Regions from separate parts of the Homo sapiens genome. Here region 1 is linked to region 2. Evidence: read pairs that join two places in POLR2A ChIA-PET (ENCODE). Cell type or tissue: PC-9. All regions are shown on one strand. Each heading gives the region's core, and the rest is flanking DNA. Links, peaks and the distances in the headings are about the cores only.

Region 1 (12,598 bases), core at 6,168-8,667, 110 kb before region 2:
AAGATATAAAATTCCTTAAAGAGGCATGTTCAGGCAACTTTTAAATAGATATTTCTAGAAATCAAATCTCTGGCATTTTTATTTGGATATATTTAAAATAATAATATAAAAGTTTTATTTAAAAAAAACTGGTCATGGTGCAGTGGTTCACACAGTGTAATTCCAGCACTTTAAGAGGCCAAGGTGGGAGGATTGCTTGTGCCCAGGAGTTCGAGACCAGCCTGGGCAAAATAGTGAGACACTGTCTCTACAAAAAAAAAAAAAGAGAAAAATTTACATTATGCAGGATATTCCTTTGTTTACAACTATTTAAACTTAAGATGAAAACTTGTGAATACCAACTTAAAAATTTGTGAAGCGTCGCATATTTTTTCAGTTATTTTAGTATTAACAAACAAATTGAAGATCATTGGTTTATATAACCCCCTGAGAGACTAATAGTAGAATAGAACAGAATAATAGAATAGAATAGAACAGAATAGAATAATAGAATAGAATAATAATAGAATAATAGAAACTCGCTTATTTATGATTGTTAATAAGTAGGATAAATTGCAGATCATTTATACTATTAAAGTGCTTTATTGCTTTGAGGTGTGCCTGTAACTGAATGTTTTACTTCCAAAATTAAAATTTTCTTTGGCTGAATAAAGATATTCTGAAACCTGACATTTCTCCTTTAATCTTTGTTGAGCCAAATGACATATCAACTTAAAAAGATAAGCAAATATATTAACTGAATCTGGCAGTAGCTGCAGCTGTTATTAATGTCAGGCCTATCTACAGATCAGTGGCTGCTCCCTGTTTGGGTGAACTCTAGCTTTGGGTAAGTAGGTTTTGTGTTGAGAAAAAAAAAATTAAGACAACAAACCTGAACCAGCTACTTAGTTAGGATTACTTATTATACAGTCTTTGACATTTGGTTTCAGAAAAATAAATGTTAAGTTTAACATAGATGGCAAATAATGCCTATCTGTGACATCTCACAAAAAATTCTTGAATTATTCATAACTTAATGTCCCCATTTGGTTCCATGTTTTAAAATAATTAAAAAAATAAATTTAAAAATAATTTTAAAAATAAAAAAAATTTTTTTAAATAATTAAAAAAAAATTCCTAAACCAAAACTTGAAGTTGATGAATAAAGACGTTTTGATATTCTAATGCTAGGATAGTTTATCTTTTTGTCTTATGAAATAAAAATTAGTTTGCTACTCTTCAGACATTTATGAGTTTGAAGAAGATAAAGGTAGACATCACAACTCATTAATTGCCTTCTGAAAACAGTTCATTATTATAGACTCAGAGGAAACGTGCTTTACTTTTATGAGATTGTATCAAGACAGAGATAAATATTTTATAATATATTTATGTTATTGATTTCAATATAATAACATCGTGGTCAGAGAACACCCTTTGTATGTAAGTTTGACCTAGGTCAAACTTAAATCATACAAAGTTTGACCTAGGATATGGTCAGACTTGGTGCATGTTCCATTTGTACTTGAAAAGCATGTGTATTCTGCCATTGTTGGGTGGGGTATAGTATAAATATCATTTATAGATCTAGTTAGTTGATAGTATTATTACATTTTTCTCTATCCTTTGCTGATTGTCTTTTCTGCTGATTACTGAGAGAAGAATGTTGAAATGTGCAACCAAAATTGTGGATTTACCCATTTTTCCTTTTAGTTCTATAAATTTTTGTTTTATATATTTCAAAATTCTGATTGTTGCATGCACATCTAGAATTATGTCGTTTTGGTGAATCTACACTTTTATCGTTATGTAATGTCCCTCTTTATCTCTGGCATTTTTCCTTGCTCTGAAGTCTATTTTACCTGATAGTCATATAGCTACTCCATCTTTTGATTTGTGTGTGTATGGTGTATTTTTTTCCTTTCTTTTAACTTACCTATACCATTATATTTAAAGTGAGTTTCTGACCTGGTGCGGTGGCTCATGCCTGTAATCCCAGCACTTTTGGAGGCTGAGGCAGGTGGATCACTTGAGGTCAGGAGTTCGAGACCAGCCTGGCCAAAATGGTGAAACCCCATCTCTAATAAAAATACAAAAATTAGCTGGGCATGGTGGCAGGCACCTGTAATCCCAGCTACTCGAGAGGCTGAGGCAAGAGAATGCTTAGGAAACCGGGAGGCAGAGGTTACAGTGAGCCGAGATTGTACCACTGCACTCCAACCTGGGTAATACAGCGAGACTCTGTCTCAAAAAATAAATAAATAAATAATAAGTAAATAAATTGTGTTTCTTGTAGTTGCATAGAGTTGGGCCTTGTTTTTTAATGAGTTTTACAATTCCTGTCTTTTAGTTGGTGTGTTTGCACCATTTACACTGAATATAATTATTGTTATGTTTGGATTTAGGTCTACTTTCTCATTTTTCAGTTTGCCTCTCTCATTTTAATCCCACTGCTTCCTTTTTCCTGCCTTCTATTGGATTGTGTTTTCAACGATATCTTTTAGTTGCTCTAGTAAATACAAGTTACTACTTAACTTTTCACAGTTCTACCTAAAATTAATATTTTACTTCAAGAGGAATGTACGAACCTACCCACCATACCCTTTATCCTCCCCTTTTATGTTGTACTTAACTTATATATATATGCTGCACTGAAAACCCTACTAGACAATGTTATAATTTTTACTTTCAACTGTCATACACAGTCTAAGGGACTTAAGGGGAGAAAAATAGCTGATTGTATTTACCATTTCTGTTGCTTTTCATTCATTCCTGAAGTTCTAAGTTTCTCTGTGGTATAACTTCTCTTCTGCCTGAAGAGCCTTCTTTAGCATTTCTTTTAAAGCAAGTATGCTTATAATGGATTATCTTAGTTTTCCATCTCTGAGAATGTGTATTTTGCCATCATTCTTTTTTTTTTTTTTTTTTTTTTTTGAGATGGAGTCTTACTCTGTTGCCCAGGCTGGAGTGCATGGCGCGATCTCAGCTCACCGCAAGCTTTGCCTCCTGGGTTCACTCCATTCTCCTGCCTCAGCCTCCTGAGTAGCTGGGACTACAGGCGCCTACCACCACGCCCGGTTAATTTTTTTTTTTTTTTTTTTGTATTTTGTATTTTTAGTGGAGATGGGGTTTCACCATGTTAGCCAAGATAGTCTTGATCTCCTGACCTCGTGATCCGCCCGTCTCGGCCTCCCAGAGTGCTGGGATTACAGGCGTGAGCCACTGCACCCGGCCTTGCCATCCTTCTTGAAGGACATTTTTATTGGATATAAAACTCGGGGTTGTGGATTGTAGTTTGTTGTTTTTGCTGTTTGTTTTTTAGAGTGCTTTAATAATTTTGTGCCATTGCCTTCTGGCCTCCATGGCTTCTGCTGAGAAATTCAGTCATTTGAATTTTTCTTCCCCTTTATACGCACATCATTTTTCTATGGCCACTTTCAAGACTATTTTATTGCTGCTGCTGCTGCTGCTTCTGCTTCTGCTTCTTCTGCTTCTGCTGCTGCTTCTTCTCCTTCTCCTTCTCCTCCTCCTTCTTCCTTCTCCTCCTCTTTCTCCTCTTACTCCTCTTCCTCTTCCTCCTCTTCTTCCTCTTCCTCTTCTTCCTCCTCTTCCTCTTCTTCCTCCTCTTCCTCTTCTTCCTCCTCTTCCTCTTCTTCCTCCTCCTCTTCTTCCTCTTCCTCCTCTTCCTCTTCTTCTTCCTCATCTTCTTCTTCTTCTTCCTCTTCTTCTTCTTCTTCCTCTTCCTGTTATTATTATTGTGAGACAGAGTTTGGCTGTGTTTCCCAGGCTGGAGTGCAGTGGTGCGGTCGTGGCTCACTGCAACCTCTGCCTCCCAGGCTCAAGCTATTTTCTTGCCTCAGCCTCCTAAGCAGCCGGGACTACAGGCACGTGTCACAACACCTGGCTTATTTTTTTGTATTTTTTGTAGAGACAGGTTTTCAACATGTTGCCCCAGCTGGTCTCAAACTCCTGGGCTCAAGGGATCCGCCTGCCTCGGTCTCCCAAAATGTTGAGATTACAGGCATGAGCCATTGTGCCCAGCTGACTTTTTTTCTGTCTTTGGTTTTCAGCAGTTTGATTATAAAATACCCATGCATGGATTTTTTTGCACTTATAGTGTTTGAGATTTGCTGAGCTTCTTGAAATGTAAGTTTTTGTCTTTTGCCAAATTTATGGTGTTTCTAGCCATTATTTCACTTTTTTTTTTTTTTTAAATAGCATGGCGCCATTTTTTTTTCTCTCCTGAGACTCCAGTGATAACAATAGTAGGCCTTTTGCTATTGTTCTTAAAATTTTTTCTTCTTTTTTTTCAGATCTTTTTTTCTTCTTTCTCTGTTATTCATAAGGCAATTTCTACTTACCCATCTTCAAGATAACTCACTTTTTCCTATCATTTCCATTCTTCCATTAAACCCATTCAGTTTATTTTTTTAATTTAGTTACTGTATTTTTCTGAAATTCTGAAATTTCTACTTTTTTCTATTTTGCATGTTTGGTATCTTTCTTTTACTTTAAGACTGTTTAATCTTACTTCCTTGGAAGGCTGGGCGTGGTGGTTCACACCTGTAATCTCAGCAATTCGGGAGGCCAAGGTGGGTGGATTACTTGAGGTCCAGAGTTTGAGACCAGCCTGGCCAACATGGTGAAACCCTGTCTCTACTAAAAATACAAAAATTAGCTGGACATGGTGGCACATGCCTGTAATCCCAGCTACTCAGAAGGCTGAGGGACGAGAATTGCTTGAACCTGAGAGGCAGAGGTTGCAGTGAACTGAGATCGTGCCACTGCACTCAAGCCTGGGTGACAGAGCGAGACTCTGTCTCAAAAAAACCAAACCAAAACAAAACGAAAACCTTAATTCCTTGTAACATGGTTATAATAACTGCTTTAAGGTTAGTCTGGTAATTCCAGCATCTGTGTCACATTGGAGTTGGTGTCTGTTGACTTTTTTTCTTTATAATATATTGAGCTTTTACTGGTTATTTGAATGTCAAATAATTTTGGATTATATCCTGGACATTTTGAATCTTATGCTATGAGATCTGGGTCTTGTTTAAATCCTATTAAAACATAATACTTGTTGGCTGGGTGTGGTGGCTCACACCTATAATCCCAGCACTTTGAGAGGCCGAGGCGGGCAGATCACCTGAGGTCAAGAATTCAAGACCAGCCTAACCAACATGGAGAAACCCTGTCTCTACTAAAAATACAAAATTAGCTGGGCATGGTGGCACATGCTTGTAATCACAGCTACTCAGGAGGCTGAGGCAGGAGAATCGCTTTAACCTGGGAGGTGGAGGTTGCGGTGAGCAGAGATAGTGCCATTGCACTCCAGACTGGGCAACAAGAATGAAACTCCATCTCAAAAAAATAAAATAAAATAAAAATAATAATACTTGTCTGTTTGTGCCATCAGGGAATGACCCAGTTAGGTTCAGCTGCAAGTTTTGACTCGCCTTATGTAAGCTGTAATTCCAATGTCAGTTCAGTTTTCAAAGCCTTTATAGTGCTATTCAGATCTGTACTGTATGTGCACCACTCAGGGGCCAGTCTGGGTGCTGGGCAGTAACCTGTTTTGTAGTTCAGTTCTCAGTGCTTTTGGTGTGCTGTTTAAGGTCAGACCTGTACATGTGCAGTTTAGAGATGATCCCAGGTGGTCACAGGCAATTTTATGAGATCCCTTTCTCACATTCCCTCATATCTGCCATCTCACTAAAGTCTCTGTCTTCCAGGGTCTCCAGTATAGAAGATAAATAAAGACATGAAAGATCTCCTTTCATGGGAAAGAAAGGATGTGCAATATCATTTGTTATCAGTGAAATACAAATTAAAACCACAATTAGATACCACTCGTCTTCCACTAGAATGCTTAAAATTTAAGAGACTTTCCAGTGGCATGAGCAACTTGTTAGGTGATGATGCAGAATAACTAAAACATGGATACATTGCTGGTGGTAATATGAATATGGTACAACCACTTTAGAAAACAATTTCTTACAAAGTTAAACTTACTATAAGATCCCTCCATGCCACCTCTAGATATTTACCCAAAAGATAGGAAAACATATGCCCACATTAAGATCTATGCACAGCTTTAATCACCAAAAAACAAGAAACAACTGAAATAACCATCACATGATGAACAGATAAGCAAATTGAACTACTTTTATTCAATAGAATACTTAGTAATGTAATGGACCATTTATATATGAAGAATATAGATGAGTCTCAAAAGCATTATGCTAAGTGAAAGAAGCCTAATACAAAAGGCTATATACTATATGATTTTATTTATATGACATTCTAGAGAAGGCAGAAATATAGGGAAAGAAATTAGATTAATGGTAACCCAGGGTCTGGGAACCTTCTGGGATATAGAAATGTTCTGTATTTTTATTGTGGTGGTAGTTATGTGACTGTATACATTGCACTGTACATGTAAATGGGATGAATTTTATAGCATATAAGTTATTATACCTCCATAAACTTGACTTTTAAAAAGGCTTTAAAGCACCGTGTTAACTAGATTGTCAAAATTCTTTTGAATCATTTACTTAATACTTAAGTGAAAGGAAATTATTTAAGAACCTCTGTATGCTTCAAAGAAGAATAAAATTCAAAGTATCATGCAAAAATATTTGCCTTGTATATGCCGTTTTATAACCTTTTTTGATGCATGGTAAATATCGTGACAATAAATATATGCCTGCAGTAATTTAAATGGCTGCATAGTAGCCCATTTTATATCATAATTTACTAAACTGGTCTTTCATTTTTGAACATTTAGATTGCTTCCAGTTTTATGCTCTTTCAATTTGAATACTATAGCCCTCATCCTTATAGCTATTATCTTGGAATAAATTTCTAGAAAAGGAATTTCTGGTTGAGGTCATACCTATTTTAAAGATTTTATATTCATATTACTAAATTTTCACCCAGAAATGTTCTATAATCCTTTGTCATCTCTTTTTTTTCTTTCTTTTTAATGAAAGACACTTCATCTTTCATTTTCTTTAAAATTTCTGATGGCAGCTTTTTGGCCAACAGATATTTTACTAGCTTTTTGGTAGTTGAATCTGTTAGGTAGTTAAATCTTTTAGGTAGTTAAATCTATTCATCTATTATTCCTCTCATGGTTTTATACTACTTTGTTGTCATACTTAGAAGGGCTTTCCTCATTCTGAGAGAGTAAAAACATTTATGTTGGCTTCTGGTTTCATTAATGGCTTCATTTTTATGTTAAATTCCATATGGATTAAAGAGTTTACTTGGTATGATACTGTAAACCAAAAAGTATCTGTCTCTAAGATGGGTCTCAATCAATTTAGAAGTTTATTTTGCCAAGGTTAAGGACATGCCCGGAAGACATAAATACAGTCACAGAAACCGTCTGTGGTCTTTCCCTTTCTCCAAAGATGACTTTTGAGGGCTTCAATATTTAAAGGGGAAAAGTGAGCTGGAGGGGAAAGAGTAAAGGTCATCCACATAGTGCAAGAGAAAAGGAGCAGTTGGGGGAATAGTCAATTATGTATTCATCTCATGCTCAGTAAATGGGCACTTTTCATGAGATAAGGTGAACATGAAAGAGCTACCTGTGGAGATATTTACCCCTTTATCTGTAGCTATCTGCTTAGGAACAAAAGGAAAGGCAGCTTCTTGCATGACTCAGCTTTCAGCTTAATTTTTTTCTTTTGGCATAGTGAATTGAGTGAATTTGGCATACCTTTCACAATATGATGTAAAACTCCACCAGTATTTTTTGCCACCTAGTTAACCTAGTCAACCACTTTTAACCATGTAAGAGTTACTAATTTTTTCCCCCATTGGTTTTAAATACCTTGATCATATTCCAAATGCTTTTGTTTCAGTTACTGTGATTTCTATGTTGTTCCGTTGGTCTCTTTATTTTTATACCTGAAGTGAACTGCTTTAGTAAGTGTAGTTTTATTATATGTATTTTAGTAATATGGCAATGCAGGTCCCCTCTTAAACCACTCTTATTTTTTAATTTTTTGGGAGATATTCTCAGCCATTTCTCAGAAATTCTCACAAAGTTACTGGTACAGTTTAACTTCTAAATCATTATGTCCAGTTGCAACAAAAAAATCTATGTTTTCATAATATTTATAAATTAATTTGGGGAAATTTGATATTTTTATAAGCCTCTTATCTAGAGGCATAATACACTTTACTAAAATCTCCTACATCCCTCAGTAGCATTTTATAATATTGATTTATATTATGCATTTTATTATACTTCATCCTATACATTTTGTGATTTCGTTGCTGGAAACTTTTTAAAAATTATATTTGCTGATTATTGCTGAAATACAGTAAAAAATATTGATTTTTATATTGTTTTTAAGTAGTCATCTTTTTATTTCCAGTGTCATTTTACATGACTTTTTATTTAACTTAAATATGGTCTTATCAAAGAAAAATTTGGGGACTGTATGTCAGGATTCAACTAATATTTTCTATTTCCATTAGATTTTACACTGTGAAGCTAATATTAAAATCAGTCTATAAGACCTAAAATAAAAGAGGCTTGTCTCCATGAATCTGACTTTTAGTAATTGTTTGTAGAGATATATATTAAAAAGTCAATATTTATATTATATGCTCTGTCAAACTAAGGATGCTAAATGTATTTTCTTCTCTTGGAATTAAGTCTTATTTTAAAATGATTTCTGTCCTTCCTCCCTACTTGCTACCTGGGGGATATATTTGTATGTGTCATTAGATGGAATTCACAAGTTATGGTCCAATTAAAGTTACCTTTAAAAACCTGATTAGGTAACACTCTAAAATGTTACTGTAAACTTGATCTTCTTGCTGGGTCTTAGCTAGTATTTCTTAAATTGCTGCTAAAATAGGACAATTAAGGGATAGACAAAAGAATGCTAGGACTCAAGCCTGGGGATTATAGTGTTACTCTACGTCATTGCCTTCTAGCATAATGAAAGTGTGAGTTGGCCATGTTTGCAAATTAACACAGCTATTAAATTTTACATATGCAAAAAAACCCTTAGATTAGTTTACATTTATATGGCCCTGAAATTGTTATTATTATTTTTTCTTTTTTATTATACTTTAAGTTCTAGGGTACATGTGCATAATGTGCAGGTTTGTTACATAGGTATACATGTGTCATGTTGGTTTGCTGCACCCATCAGCTTATCATTTACATTAGGTATTTCTCCTAATGCTATCCCTCCCCCAGTACCCCACCCGCCTACAGGTCCTGGTGTATGATGTTCCCTGCCCTGTGTCCATGTGTTCTCATTGTTCAATTCCCACCTATGAGTGAGAACATACGGTGTTTGGTTTTCTGTCCTTGTGATAGTTTGCTGAGAATGTGGTAGTTTCCAGCTTCATCTATGTCCCTGCAAAGGACATGAACTCATTCTTTTTTATGGCTGCATTGTATTCCATGGTGTATATGTGCACATTTTCTTAATCCAGTCTGTCATTGATGGACACTTGGGTTGGTTCCAAGTCTTTGCTATTGTGAATAGTGCCGCAATAAACATACATGTGCATGTGTCTTTATAGTAGCATGATTTATAATCCTTTGGGTATATACCCAGTAATAGGATCGCTGGGTCAAATGTTATTTCTAGTTCTAGATCCTTGAGGAATCGCCACACTGACTTCCACAATGGTTGAACTAATTTACACTCCCACCAACAGTGTAAAAGCTTTCCAGTTTCTCTACATCGTCTCCAGTATCTATTGTTTCCTGACTTTTTAATGATCGCCATTCTAACTGGCATGAAATGGTATCTCATTGTGGTTTTGATTTGCGTTTCTCTGATGACCAGTGATGATGAGCATTTTTTCCTGTGTCTGTTGGCTGCATAAATGTCTTCTTTTGAGAAGTGTCTGTTCCTTTCCTTTGCCCACTTTTTGATGGGGTTGTTTGTTTTTTTCTTGTAAATTTGTTTAAGTTCTTTATAGATTCTGGATATTAGCCCTTTGTCAGATGGGCAGATTGCAAAAATTTTCTCCCATTCTGTAGGTTGCCTGTTCACTCTGATGGTAGTTTCTTTTGCTGTGCAGAAGCTCTTTAGTTTAGTTAGATCCCATTTGTCTATTTTGGCTTTTGTTGCCATTGCTTTTGGTGTTTTAGTCATGAAGTCTTTGTCCATGCCTATGTCCTCAATGGTATTGCCTAGATTTTCTTCTAGGGTTTTTATGCTTTTAGGTCGTACGTTTAATTCTTTAAAACATCTTGAGTTAATTTTTGTATGAGGTGTAAGGAAGGGATCCAGTTTCAGCTTCCTACATATGGCTACCCACTTTTCCCAGCACCATTTATTGAATAGGGAATCCTTTGCCCATTTCTTGTTTTTGTCAGGTTTGTCAAATATCAGATGGTTGTAGATGTGTGGTGTTATTTCTAAGGCCTCTGTTCTGTTCTGTATCTGTTTTGGTACCAGTACTATGCTATTTTGGTGACTGTAGCCTTGTAGTATAGTTTGAAGTCAGGTAGCATGATGCCTCCAGCTTTGTTCTTTTTGCTTAGGATTGTCTTGGCTATGCAGGCTCTTATTTGGTTCCATATGAAGTTTAAAGTAGTTTTTTCCAATTCTGTGAAGAAAGTAATTGGTAGCTTGATGGGGATGGCATTGAATCTATAAATGACCTTGGGCAGTATGGCCATTTTCACGATATTGATTCTTCCTATCCATGAGCATGGAATGTTCTTCCATTTGTTTGTGTCTTCTTTTATTTCATTGAGCAGTGGTTTGTAGTTCTCCTTGAAAAGGTCTTTCACATCCCTTGTAAGTTGTATTCCTAGGTATTTTATTCTCTTTGTAGCAATTGTGAATGGGAGTTCACTCATGATTTGGCTCTCTGTATGTCTGTTATTGGTGTATAGGAATGCTTGTGATTTTTGCACATTGATTTTGTATCCTGAGACTTTGCTGAAGTTGCTTATCAGCTTAAGGAGATTTGGGGCTGAGACCATGGAGTTTTCTAAATATACAGTCATGCCATCTGCAAACAGGGACAATTTGAGTTCCTCTTTTCCTAGTTGAATACCCTTTATTTCTTTCTCTTGCCTGATTGCCCTGGCCAGAACTTCCAACACTATGTTGAACAGGAGTGGTGAGAGAGGGCATCCTTGTGTTGTGCCAGTTTTCAAAGGGAATGCTTGCAGTATTCAAAAAAACTGGCACAGTATTCTTGTGCCAGTTTTCAAAGGGAATGCTTGCCCATTCAGTATGATACTGACTGTGGGTTTGTTATAAATAGCTCTTATTATTTTGAGATACATTCCATCAATACCTAGTTTATTGAGAGTTTTTAGCATGAAGGGCTGTTGAATTTTGTCTAAGGCCTTTTCAGTATCTATTGAGATAATCATGTGGTTTTTGTCATTTGGTTGTGTTTATGTGATGGATTACATTTATTGATTTGCATATGTTGAAACAGCCTTGCATCCCAGGGATGAAGCTGACTTGATCGTGGTGGATAAGCTTTTTGATGTGCTTCTGGATTCGGTTTTCCATTATTTTATTAAGGATTTTCGCATCGACATTCATCAGGGATATTGGTCTAAAATTCTCTTTTTTTGTTGTGTCTCTGCCAGGCTTTGGTTATCAGGATGATGCTGGCCTCATAAAATGAGTTAGGGAGGATTCCCTCCTTTTCTACTGATTGGAATAGTTTCAGAAGGAATGGTACCAGCTCCTCTTTGTACCTCTGGTAGAATTCAGCGGTGAATCCCTCTGCTCCTGGACTTTATTTGGTTGGTAGGCTATTATTGCCTCAATTTCAAAACCTGTTATTGGTCTATTAAGAGATTCAACTTCCTCCTGGTTTAGTCTTGGGAGGGTGTATGTGTCCGGAAATTTATCCATTTCTTCTAGATTTTCTAGTTTATTTGTGTAGAGCGGTTTATAGTATTCTCTGATGGTAGTTTGTATTTCTGTGGGATCGGTGGTGATATCCCCTTTATCATTTTTTATTGCATCTATTTGATTCTTCTCTCTTTTCTTCTTTATTAGTCTTGCTAGCAGTCTATCAATTCTGTTGATCTTTTCAAAAAACCAGCTCCTGGATTCATTGATTTTTTTTGAATGGTTTTTTATGTCTCTATCTCCTTCAGTTCTGCTCTGATTTTAGTTATTTCTTGCCTTCTGCTAGCTTTTGAATGTGTTTGCTCTTGCTTCTCTAGTTCTTTTAATTGTGATGTTAGGGTGTCAATTTTAGCTCTTTCCTGCTTTCTCTTGTGGGCATTTAGTGCTATAAATTTCCCTCTACACACTGCTTTAAATGTGTCCTAGAGATTCTGGTATGTTGTGTATTTGATCTCATTGGTTTCAAAGAACATCTTTATTTCTGCCTTCATTTCGTTATTTATCCAGTAGTCATTCAGGAGTAGGTTGTTCAGTTGCCATGTAGTTGTGTAGTTTTGAGTGAGTTTCTTAATCCTGAGTTCTAATTTGATTGTACTGTGGCCCGAGAGACAGTTTGTTGTGATTTCTGTTCTTTTATATTTGTTGAGGAGTGTTTTACTTCCAATTATGAGGTCAATTTTCGCATAAGTGTGATATGATGCTGAGAAGAATGTATATTCTGTTGATTTGGAGTGGAGAGTTCTGTAGAT
Region 2 (12,598 bases), core at 3,626-6,125:
AACTAAATGATGCAAAGGAAGTTGTTTGTTAAGCTCTTCTTGTGTTCCTTTCATTTGGGGATCAAAAATTCAGTGTATTGTGTGGTTGACATCGCTCCCTCCTTCTGCTCTAATCTTGACTGGTGATTCTCTACACCTCCAACATTGTTCTGGTCCTAGATGTCCTTCCTCCATTACCCTAAAATAATTTCCTCTATTGGATTACCTACTTGGGATTAGTGCCTTCCACTTTCTTACTTTATTCCCTTATTATGCTGAACCATGTCCTTAGTAACTTCCTGAGAAAGAACAGGAGGTAAATTGTTTTGGACTGCCCACATCCAAAAAGTCTTTATTCTGCTCGTATTCTTGATTCATTATTTAACCTAACCAAGATAGAATTCTGAGTTGGAAATAATTTTGAAATTTTTAAAGGCATTGCTTCTAAAGTCCAGGCTGGCATGCTTCTAAAGTCCACAGTGGCATGCGTCTTTTCCAGTCCAATGCTCTGGGCATTGAGTGAACTCTTACAATCTGGAAACTCATCTTCAGTTCTTGGAAATTATCTTAACGTTCTTTATCATTTTCTTCCCTCTTCTTTCTCTGTTGTTTCATGCAAAAAAATATTAAAAAGGTTATGTGTTGGGCCTTCTGAATTGATCCTTTCTTACCTTCTCTCTGTTTCTGTTGATCTTTTTGTTTAACATTCTGGGAGATTTACTGAATTTCTCCTTCCAATTCTTCTATTACATTTTTATATCAGCTCTTCATTTAATTTACATGAGCTCTTTCGTGAGAGACAGATACACACATTTATGTGTATGTTTTGTGGATGTAGTAATCTTTTATCTCTCTGAAAACATTAAATGTAATTTTATTTTAGAGTTTCTTGAGCTTCCTTTATTGCCCTGTTTGCTCAGCCTCACTTTTCTGTTTGCTGGGTGGTTTATTTGAACTCTGCCTTTCATGTTACCTCCTCACACATCTAGTGATTATTGGCTGTTCCTTCATATTTAAGGGTGTGACTCCAAAAGAGGATGAGCTTCCAGTCACTCATTGCTGTTACCCAGGCTGGAGTGCAGTGACATGATCATGGCTTACTGCAGCCTTGACCTTCTGGGCTCAAGCAATCTTCCCACCTCAGCATTCTGAATAGCTGGTACTACTGGCACACACCACCATGCCCAGCTAATTTTTTTTTTTTTTTTTTGTATTTTTCTGTAGACATGGTGTTTCTCCATGTTGTGAAAAGAATGTGTGTTGGGAAACTCATCCTGTGAGCATAGGGTGGTGACACTTGTTGAGTGTTAGGCCTCACCATGCGTGATCAGGCGGACCTGGCTGTTTCACTGGGGACTTCAAATTGCCAGACCTCTATGTCTCTTCTCCTGAGCTAGGTCTTCTACTGGACTAGGGGCAGCCACCTAGCTGCATGCGTTAGGAAGGGCAATTTTGGGTTATGGCAACTCCTTGTACAAATTTCTACAAATCTCCATTTTTAACCCTACTCCACAGTTCTGCCCTCAGAGAGAGTGATCCCTTCCATTCTTGAGCATTTCTGAGATCTGTGGAAAACTTTTTAAAATCATTGCTTGACTCATAATTTTATTGAGGTGCATCACAGTGGTGGATTTGGAGCTGCTAATGTATTTTTTTGTTTGTTTTAGTTTTACCCAGTTACATTTCTTTATTCTGAAATGTCATTTCAAAAGACCAGACCATAATATCTCCACATGAACAGATATTTTTCTAGAATAGGCCTAAAAGTATTGGGAAGATGGGATTGTCAGCATTAAAACACATAGGAAATCAGGACCCTGGAAGAACTGTAATATTCTCTAGGACTTTTCATTTTCTAAATTTGCAGATATTGCCTGTGATTTCAGTTGAAAGTGATCCAAATCCTAGTGTGTCCATGTTAATTGTGTGTGTAGCTTCAAATGTTATTTAACGTTTCTTAATCAAGTGGAATTTTTCTAATGTTTTCATTTTTCTTTTATTAGACACTTGTATATTGTATATTATACAAGTACAGTGTTCTTATTGTAACAACTTAAATAATACTAAAACGGATAAAGAAAAAGTCAGCCGGGCGCGGTGGCTCACGCCTGTAATCCCAGCACTTTGGGAGGCTGAGGCGGGCGGATCACGAGGGCAGGAGTTCGAGACCATCCTGGCTAACACGGTGAAACCCCGTCTCTACTAAAAATACAAAAAATTAGCTGGGCGTGGTGGCAGGCGCCTGTAGTCCCAGCTACTCAGGAGGCTGAGGCAGGAGAATGGCATGAACCTGGGAGGCGGAGGTTGCAGTGAGCCAAGATCGCGCCACTGCACTCCAGCCTGGGTGACAGAGCAAGACTCCGTCTCAAACAAAAAAAAAGAAAAAGAAAAAGTCAGTCTCCTGGTAGTACCCCTCCATTCTTAACCCCTGAAGCAACTTGTGTTAACTGACAGTTGTGTATCCTTCTGATACCTTTTTCACTGTCATACAGACATCCCCAAAGATGTTTGTTTCTGTAATTATTAGAGGATTCATATTCTATACATTCTGTGGCTTGCTTTAATCACTCAATATGTTATAAACATCCCTTCAAGTTAATAGAAATACTAACTTTGTTTTGTTTTGTTTGAGACTGCGTCTTGTGTTGTCACCCAAGCTGGAGTGCAGTGGCGCGATCTCAGCTCACTGCAACCTCTGTCTCCTGGGCTTCAAGTGATTCTTCACCCTCAGCCTCCCAGTAGCTGGGATTACAGGCGCTCACCACCACGCCTGGCTAATTTTTGTATTTTTAGTAGAGAAGAGGTTTCACCATGTTGGCCAGGCTGGTCTTGAACTCCTTGGCCTCAAGTGATCCACCTGCCTTGGCTTCCCAAAGTGCTGGGATTACAGGCATGAGCCACCGCGCCTAGCCCTAACTCATTTTTTTAAATACCCAAATACTATGTAATCACTGCCTGTGATTTCAGTTGAAAGTGATCTAAATCCTAGCATGTCCATGTTAATTTTGTGTGTGTGTGTAGCTTCAGATGTTGTTAACATTTCTTAATCACTCAGGTGGGATTTTTCTAATGTTCTTTTCATTTTTCTTTATTAGATATTTATATATTATCGAAGTACATTTGTATATTATCAAAATGTTCTTATTGTAACAACTTAACTAATACTAAAATGGATAAAGGAAAAGTCAATCTCCTGGTAGTACCCCTCCATTCTTAACCTCTGAAGTAACTTGTGTTAAGTGACAATTGTGTATCTTACTGATATACAACTTTTTCACTGTCATACAAACATCCCCAAGGGTGTTTGTTTCTGAAAATATTACAGCATTGATATTCTGCACATTCCGTAGCTTGCTTTAATCACTCAATATGTTATAAACACCCCTTCGTGTTAATAGAAATAATACTAACTCATCCTTTTTAATAACCAAAGTATGGTTATATCATAATCTATTATACCATTCAAATGTTACTTCCAGTTTTGGGGGATTTTTTTTTTTTGGTCTTTTTGCTGTTGTTGTTCATTTTTTACTATTCCAAAAATGCTTCAACAAATATTCTTTTACAGATTGAATGTTGCTTATCCAAAATACTTGGGACCAGAAGTCTTGGGGATTTCTGATTTTCAGATTAGGGATGTTCAACCTGTATATACCTCCTTACACACTTTTGTTTCTCTTTTGCCATCTCAAATCTTGAAATTCAAGTTTTGATTCATGTGTCATTTGTTTAGAATATTCCTTCTAGCATTTCCCTTCAATAAGATACATGGTGGTTTACTCTGTGAGACCTTACCTGGCCAAAAATGTGTTCACTCAGCTCCCAGATAGATCCAGCTATGAGAGCCTCTTAAGCAATGGCATATCAGGCAGTGATGCATCCATCACTGGGCTCTTCCCTTAGGGGCTGGGCATCACACCAGCTACAAGACTATCGGCTCTCTGCTTGTCATCTTTCTGGCTGCATGTAGCAGTCCTTTCCCAGCTTCAGTGCCTGGGAGCAATTTCACTGCAACCCCTGTGTATGCAGATCCATAGTCTTCCACTGTCTGGGTTCCTCAGGAAGCAAGGAAGCCCTAGGTCTTTGCCTCAAGCTTGAAGAAAAATCTAAGCTTCCCTGCTGTCAGTTCCCTGGTTCTCTCTTCACTTCAGAGAGTATAGCCCTCTACCTGGCTTTCTTCCCTGGAGATCTCAAGGGAACTTGGGGCCTCAGATGGACCCTCCTTAGTGTGTCTGCTTTTATTCTTGTGCTACTCCATGGAGGAAATGGACCAAAGGTCAAGTCAGGAATTTATACTCTCACCATCATCTTCCCCAAATCTCAATCTCTTGATTTAAAAAAAAAAAAAAATAGATATTTTCAAAATTGCTCAACAGCATTTCATTTTCTGTTGCTATTTATAATGTCAACATGCAAAGCACTCCTCTGAGTGTTACATATCAAAGTGGATACTGACCCTGCCCTCTAGGGCTCTAATGTCCAGAGAGATAAGACTATGGGAAATGAATAATCCTGGAAGTGATAGCAAAATGATACTAACTTAGGGCCAAGCTTGGTGGCTCACACCTATAACTCCAGCACTTTGGGAGGCGGAGGTAGGAGGATGGCTTGAGCCCAGGAGTTTGAGACCAGCCTGGGCAACATAGGGAGACCCCATCTCTAGAAATAATTTAAAAATTAGAAAAAAAAAATTAGCCAGGCATGATGGCACATGCCTGTAGTCCCAGCTACTCAGGAGGCTGAGGTGGGAGGATTGCTTGAGCCCAGGGAGTCAAGGCTGCAATAGCCACAGTCACACCACTGGGCTCCAGCCTGGGTGACGGAGCAGGACCCTGTCCCCCAACCCCCAACCCCCCCCAAAAAAAGGATATTAACTCAAGAGATCTTTTAAACAGGACATCAAGGTAGTCACAGGGAAGAGATTGTGTTCGACCAAAAGTGACTTTCTCTTTTCTCTTTAATCTTTTCTTTTTTTTGAGACAGGGTCTCGCTCCATTATTCAGGCTAGAGTGCAGTGGCTCCATCACAGCTCGCTGTAGCCCCCCCCTCCTGGGCTCAATTGATCCTCTCACCTCAGCCTCCCGAGTAGCTGGGACTACAGGCACACATGTCTAGCTAATTTTTTATTTTGGTAGAGTTGGGATTTCACCACATTGCCCAGGATGGTCTTGAACTTTTGGGCTCAAGTGATCCTCCCACCTCGGTCTTCCAAATTCGGTGCTGGGATTACAGACGTGAGCCACCACACCCAGCTGTTTTAGCCACGTTTAATGAGTCTGTGACCTTTGTCAGCCATCATGGAAACCCAGCATAATGTTGCATGCATGCCTAGTTGGTTCTCAAGTAGAATTTTGGAACATAATCTCTTCATAAATTAAGGGCTGGTTGTGTATTCACATTTTATGATATTTTATATTTCTTTTCTATTTTTATAATTATAATTCCCTTTCAACAGTTTTTCCTGATTAAAGATATTTTAGTAGCTGGCTTCTTTTTAAACTCTTTTTAAACTTTTTAAAGTTTTTAAACTTTAAATTTTAAGAAGCTTTTGTAATATGTGATTTGTCTGTTTATGCCTTATTTTGTTTGTTATTTTGAAGCAAACATAGGAAGTGGCTTACTGCCTTGTATAAAAAGATATCAGAGAACAGTGGAGTCATTTGGAAAAAGCGCAGTGGTAAAGTGGCTTCGGAAGTGATTTTTTCCCCTTATTTTCTGGCACAGTGCTTTCTAAGATGATGTTGCTCACTGTAGTTTTCTTTCACTTTTAAAGGCATGATGGTTCCAGGCAGGATAATCTTAAATGGTGATTTGTCATCTTTTTTTCCCCTTGCAGCATTGCTATGGCAACAAAAGAAAATATGACTTCACAGAGAGGAATGTTGAAGTCAATTCACAGCAAAATGAACACTTTGGCCAGTATCCTTTTTGAATGTTCGCAGTCTGTGTTTTGAGGGTAGAGGGGAGAAGTGTCTGTGTGTGCTTTTATAGGGGGCAGGTTGCCATCATCAGTAGCAGTAGAGCCCATCAGTAATTGCATAATATGAATATACTGTGCATTCCTACTTTGTGAAAGTTTATGCTCTTTAGTACCATTCCTAAAAGACTGCACCTCAGAAGTTTCTTACTACTAGATGTAGAAGAAAAAAATTATAAATGTGAATTTAAAAATTATCCACCAATTTCTTCTACATTTTAGAAAGCTTTTAAATTCATGTTAGAACTCCACACTATACATTATTCTTACCTAAACATGATAAATTATATGCCTTTGTTGTTTTTCCCATTTAGAGATAAGTCAGTGGCAGATGCTTGGAAGGGGGAAGGAAGGAGACAGCCACCCGTGCAGATGAGCTATAGCTACTGATGGAGTTTGTAACTCTATGCACAGGCTGAATTCTAGGATACATTCTCCACTTGTTTGTTGTAACCTCTACTTTAAAATGTTTCAGTTTTCTGTTTTAAATTAGGATTATTAATACTTCCCAGAAACCCACTAGGGAACCAGAAAAGCCTGGCACTCTGAGTCATTTCATTCAGCGAACCTCTGAAAAGACAAGCCTTCTAGGCAAAAAGCTTTCCTCCCCAACTGCCAAAGGGGGAGGAACCTAGAATTTTCAAAAGCTGAGTATCTTGTAGTCCTAGATAATTTGAGTTCACTTTTAGTTTGATATGTCTTTGCCTAAGGAAAAGACTCTCCTGATGTGTGCTGTTATTCTCCAGTCCACTGTGAATTTTGTTCTTGCCTTGTCACCCTAAGTATAAAACCACATGTCTAAAATCACATTTTAGATAGGGCTATAAAATTTACAGAGTGCTGTTATATACATTATCTCATTTTACTAAACTATGAACTCAATTGCCAGCCAGAAAAGCTGATCAGTGAATTTAAGAGTTTGTATTTAGTGAAACTTTTGAAACTTTGAAATAGAAGTGTGAGTCAGATAGCTGATGATTTAAAACACTAAAGCCTTTCTCAATTGTTCATTAGAATTTACCACCACTCTTCTTTGTGACCTCTTCTCTACTGCTCTGTAAGCATCTCTCCCATAAGTTCTCTCTCTCTTTTTTTTTTTTTTTTTTTTTTTTTTTTTAAGACAGAGTCTCACCCTGTTACCATCCAGGCTGGAGTACAGTGGCACGATCTCAGCTCACTGCAACCTCCAGCCTCTCAGGTTCATGCAGTCCTCCCGCCTCAGCCTTCTGAGTAGCTGGGACTACAGACACGTGCCACCATGCCCGGCTAATTTTTGTATGTTTTGTAGAGATGGGGTTTCACCATGTTGCCCAGGCGAGTCTCAAACTCCTAGGCTCAAGCAGTCCTTCAGCCTTGGCCTCCCAAAGTGCTGGGATTATAGGTGTGAGCCACCCTGCCCAGCCCAACACTAAGTTCCCTTAAGGCAAAGTAGTATACTGGAACCTAGCATAGCGCCTCATACAAATAAGTCACATGGGAATTTTACAATTACTCCAAAAGAATGTGTTCAAAAAAAAAAAAAATCAAAAAAAATGGGTGTGGGTCAGGGCTAAAGTTTAGTCCACTTTCCTCCTGTATCTGCCTTCTGCTGCGAAGTAACTTTGAAAATATTAATAATTCACCAGTGTCTGATTATATAGACCTTAGAGTTGGTTCCCATGAATTGCCTGAATCTAAGGCGGGAAAAGATCAGGTATTTCTTCAAACTCTCAGGCAGAACTCCCCAGTCTCCTGAGAGAAGAGGAAAAGAGAAGGAAAATGAGGAAAGGGAGGGAAATGGGTGGTGGTGGCGATGGGAGCTGGCTATGCCTGTGCCTCCCTGCCAGAGTTCCTCCATTCCTGGCCACGCTGGCTCCCACCCTGACCTGAAGCCTGGCAGTAAGCCCTCAGTGCTTGGGAACTGTCATCGTCCTTTTCTTCTCCCTCTCTCTCTATTACTATTCTTATTTGTGTTACACACAAGACTGGGAGATGTGTATTGGTTAGGGGCCTTGAGCCGCAGCGCGTTCCCGGTTTGGGCAACTGCATCTGCTAAAGATTCCCTTGGTGTGAGTTTCTTCCCCATGCCTTTCATCACTGTTTCTAGACACCACTGATCTCTATTTTTGTGATTCCTACGACTTTTCGCCAGAGAGGCTTCTTCCAAATATGACCTTAATAAAGATTTCCCAAAGATCGTTTTCCTGCTGTAAACAGCCTGATCCAGAGGATCAACCTGAGGAAGCGGCGGGACTCGCTCATCCTAGGGGGTGTTATTGGGATCTGTACCATCCTGTTGCTGCTGTATGCGTTCCATTGATGGGACATCTTCAGGGACTCTTGACAGCCACCGCTTTCACACCCTGGTCTGGAATAAGGAAACATCGGAGGGAGAAGTTGACTGTCTTGATAATTAGCCTGACCAGCAGGATGAATGCAAGACTGACAGTGATGGACTCTGTGACATGGTCAGGTTGAGCTGAAGCCACAGTTTCTCTGTGCTGTGTTTTCTAACACATTTTTCTGTTTTTAATTAAAAAAAAAAAAAAAAGGTTTTCAGTTGCTTTTGTCTCCCTAGGAGGCAGGTAAACCAATCAAAAACAGAGTTTTCTGTGTTTCCATGATAGTGTTGAAGCCTAATGACAAGCCAGGTCTTACAGCTGGGCTCTTCAGAAAACCAGGTTTCTACATCCAAAGACTGCTTTTCTTTTAGCTGCCAGATTGGATTGTGAATAAAAATAATTCTTCCCTCTCCCTCTCCCTCTCCCCACGGTCTCCCTCTTTCCACGGTCTCCCTCTGATGCCGAGCCGAAGCTGGACTGTACTGCTGCCATCTCGGCTCACTGCAACCTCCCTGCCTGATTCTCCTGCCTCAGCCTGCCGAGTGCCTGCAATTGCAGGCGAGCGCCGCCACGCCTGACTGCCTCGGCCTCCCGAGGTGCCGGGATTGCAGACGGAGTCTCGTTCACTCAGTGCTCAATGGTGCCCAGGCTGGAGTGCAGTGGCGTGATCTCGGCTCACTACAACCTCCACCTCCCAGCCACCTGCCTTGGCCTCCCAAAGTGCCGAGATTGCAGCCTCTGCCCGGCCGCCACCCCGTCTGGAAAGTGAGGAGCGCCTCTGCCCGGCCGCCATCCCATCTAGGAAGTGAGGAGCGCCTCTTCCCAGCCGCCATCCCATCTAGGAAGTGAGGAGCGTCTCTGCCCGGCCGCCCATCGTCTGAGATGTGGGGAGCGCCTCTGCCCCGCCGCCCCGTCTGGGATGTGAGGAGCTCCTCTGCCCGGCCGCGACCCCGTCTGGGAGGTGAGGAGCGTCTCTGTCTGGCCACCCCGTCTGAGAAGTGAGGAGACCTCCGCCCGGCAGCCGCCCTGTCTGAGAAGTGAGGAGCCCCTCCGCCCGGCAGCCACCCCATCTGGGAAGTGAGGAGCGTCTACGCCCGGGCAGCTGCCCCGTCCGGGAGGGAGGTGGGGGGGTCAGCCCCCCGCCCGGCCAGCCGCCCCGTCCGGGAGGGAGGTGGGGGGGATCAGCCCCCCGCCCGGCCAGCCGCCCCGTCCGGGAGGGAGGTGGGGGGCGCCTCTGCCCGGCCGCCCCTGCCCGGCCGCCCCTACTGGGAAGTGAGGAGCCCCTCTGCCTGGCCACCACCCCATCTGGGAGGTGTGCCCAGCAGCTCATTGAGAACGGGCCATGATGACAATGGCGGTTTTGTGGAATAGAAAAGGCGGAAAGGTGGGGAAAAGATTGAGAAATTGGATGGTTGCCGTGTCTGTGTAGAAAGAAGTAGACATGGGAGACTTTTCATTTTGTTCTGTACTAAGAAAAATTCTTCTGCCTTGGGATCCTGTTGATCTATGACCTTACCCCCAACCTGGTGCTCTCTGAAACATGTGCTGTGTCCACTCAGGGTTAAATGGATTAAGGGTGGTGCAAGATGTGCTTTGTTAAACAGATGCTTGAAGGCAGCATGCTCCTTAAGAGTCATCACCACTCCCTAATCTCAAGTACCCAGGGACACAAACACTGCGGAAGGCGGCAGGGTCCTCTGCCTAGGAAAACCAGAGACCTTTGTTCACTTGTTGATCTGCTGACCTTCCCTCCACTATTGTCCTATGACCCTGCCAAATCCCCCTCTGCGAGAAACACCCAAGAATGATCAATTAAAAAAAAAATAATATAATAATAATTCTTGTCCTCTTATTTTACACTCATAATGAGAAATCACAAGTTCTTTCTTGATGATCTGTGCTATAGATTTCTACTCTGTCTCCTCAACTCTGTTGATATTTGGGGAAAATTCTGTTTTTCATAGATTCTTTGAGATGCTGATGGACCAGCTTCAGCATGTTTGAGGTTGTCTGAAATGGAGATCACTGTAAAACTGTCTTTTTCTTTTAAATTACAAGTACACTGGGGTTAACTGTATTGCTGGAAAAACATCAAGAATGACAGTCTTATATTTAAGGCACCAGTCATTGTTTCCATTTTTTTTTTAATTCTTCCCTTGGATTAATATTTTCTACTGAAAAGAAATGAAATCTCAGTTCCACTATGATAAAAGAAACGAATCACCAGTGTCTGTCAGTGCCCCCACTGCTCCTCCTCATACCAGCATTGACACTGGTAGCTGAGGAAGGGGACTGCTCAATTTCTAATGTGATCTATTCAAGAAGCCACATATAAAAAGGCATTGAGGGCTCACTGTCCAGAGAATTGCTTTTGTAAATGCTCCACAACGTATGGGCAAAAGTTTAAGGACTACTGCCTGATGTACCAGGAATCCTGAGTTCTGTGAAAATCTGTTCATTCCAAATCTGTTAAGCATTTCCAAACATCCAGAGAATGGTTTCACTGTTGAGGGTGCATGTGGCAGAATCTGTCTCTCTCTGCACCTGTCTTCTGTTACCATCCCTGGACAGTGACAGATTTTAAGCCAGCCACCAGAATTCTTTTCGAGTTAACCATTTCTTAGTTTCTGTAAATTCATGACTTGTCTTACTGAACTACAGCCTGGTTTGTAGACTTCCAACATCTACACTGCTGCTCTTCACCATTGGAATTCACTGTGGTATTTATAGTATTGGCTTCAGTCCGAGCCACAGGCAATAAAAGGATATCAGCTGTAGTTCTCAGCTACATCATGGTGTATAGATGCTGTTATTCAGGCGAACTTGCTCATGGGTGGACTAACACCTGGTTTGGTACAGAGACTGAGAAGTTTTTCATTCTGGTGTCAAAGTTTTGTTACATTATGGGTGTGAAGGGCATTTGATATATTTTTCTTAACTATGGGGTTTATTTTTCTAAATGTGGGTTGATTGACTGTTAATTGATTCAGGGTACCCTTAAAAGAAAAGAAGTTTTCCCATTGTGAACCTTAAATGATCAGAGAAGTAAGTTCATTGATTAAATTCTCTGTTGGGAGAACAAAACTTTTCTCCCTTGACACTTTATTATCTTTGATTTTTCAAAGGGCCTTGATTGGTGGTTGTGTCTCGGTTAAAATTTATGGGACTTTGCTATGTAGTTGGCATTTATAAAATCTGAAGTATCATAAATAAAGTTATTTATTTAATTATACTACCAGTCTTTTTTACTGGTCTGATTCTTTTGTGCATTCATTAAAGCTGATTGTGTGAGAGTGAACTGGGACACAAGCTAGTCTAGCTCACTGCAGCCAAGCAAACCCTGTTGATGGCTGATGGGCCTTTCCATTAGGGTTTTGCTTATGTGAAGTAATGGAATTATGTTGGTTATTTTCTTTATGAAAATAAACCAGTTCTTCCAAGGAAGTTAAAAGGCTTGGTATGGATGTTGGTGTCAGATAGGTCTGACTAACCTCTCCGTGCTGCAGCCTATACTAAGGTGACCCAGGGCCACATGTAGACAGCTAGGCCAGTGCTTTTTCCTCTTAGGGTTTCTTTGCAGAAAGAAACCTCCAGCAAGGGAAGAGAGGTGTGTGTCCACAGGAAGGGGCTCCGTGGGGATCCCATGAAGGGATTTGAGCTCTTTCAGCTCCATGTCATTTAACTTTTTTGTTTAACCACCTTGGCTTTCTCTCCTTTTTTGCTGTCCTCCTTACGGACCAGTTACCAGATTCAGAGGCTAACAGTTAGTTACTTGTTAATGCTAGTCACAGCCAGGAGGTCAGAAGGAATTTTCTACTTCTGGATCCAAATGTTACCTCTTAGGGGAAGTTATGCCCCCTCAACTATTGTCTTATTATAATGAATCTTTCCTTTTTGGTCCTTTTAAGTAACCACTCAAAACTTTTCATTTCACTGAAAAAATATGAAAAACCATGACAATAGGGCTGGGTGCAGTGGCTCACGCCTGTAATCTTAGCACTTTGGGAGACCAAGGCAGGCGGATCGTTTGAGGCCAGGAGTTTGAGACCAGCCTGGGCAATGTAGCAAGACTCTGTCTCTGCAAAAAAAATTAAAAGATACCTGAGAGCTCACTTTAATATCAAGGTATTTGCATCCATTCCCACCCTGTTAGCTCTTAAGGGAGGAGGGAAATCAATTCCAACCATACTTTCCTGTGATGGAAGATGTTTCCTCTTGAAAAAATGCCAATACAGATTTTTAAAACCTATTGTTTTCCAAATGCACTTTGTAAGTTTTTGCTTTTAAAATAGCTTCTTGGAACCAATTTTATTGTATTTGT

The links. Peaks named below come from ENCODE experiments on the same cell type or tissue, not always from the same donor. Only the 100,000 strongest peaks of a DNase experiment are listed, where the experiment ranks them.
Region 1: POLR2A ChIA-PET joins it to region 2 with 6 read pairs; 4 of 35 experiments call an interaction of 5 or more read pairs at or near these places.

What each region holds. Positions count from the first base shown.
Region 1 is chr17:30,397,764-30,410,361 of GRCh38, forward strand. The region is part of intron 2 of CPD (carboxypeptidase D); the gene reads left to right. Among named protein-coding and RNA genes, the nearest start is that of CPD, 25 kb to the left of the region's middle. RefSeq lists an enhancer at 7,241-7,912. In PC-9, for the core only: no CTCF peak of the experiment used is centred there; a DNase peak (open chromatin) is centred at 7,628; H3K27ac peaks cover 1,906 bases.
Region 2 is chr17:30,514,124-30,526,721 of GRCh38, forward strand. It overlaps GOSR1 (golgi SNAP receptor complex member 1), which reads left to right. Exons shown (of 9, transcript NM_001007025.2): 8 at 5,816-5,898; 9 at 8,131-12,598. The coding sequence ends at 8,255. Among named protein-coding and RNA genes, the nearest start is that of GOSR1, 43 kb to the left of the region's middle. In PC-9, for the core only: no CTCF peak of the experiment used is centred there; no DNase peak of the experiment used is centred there.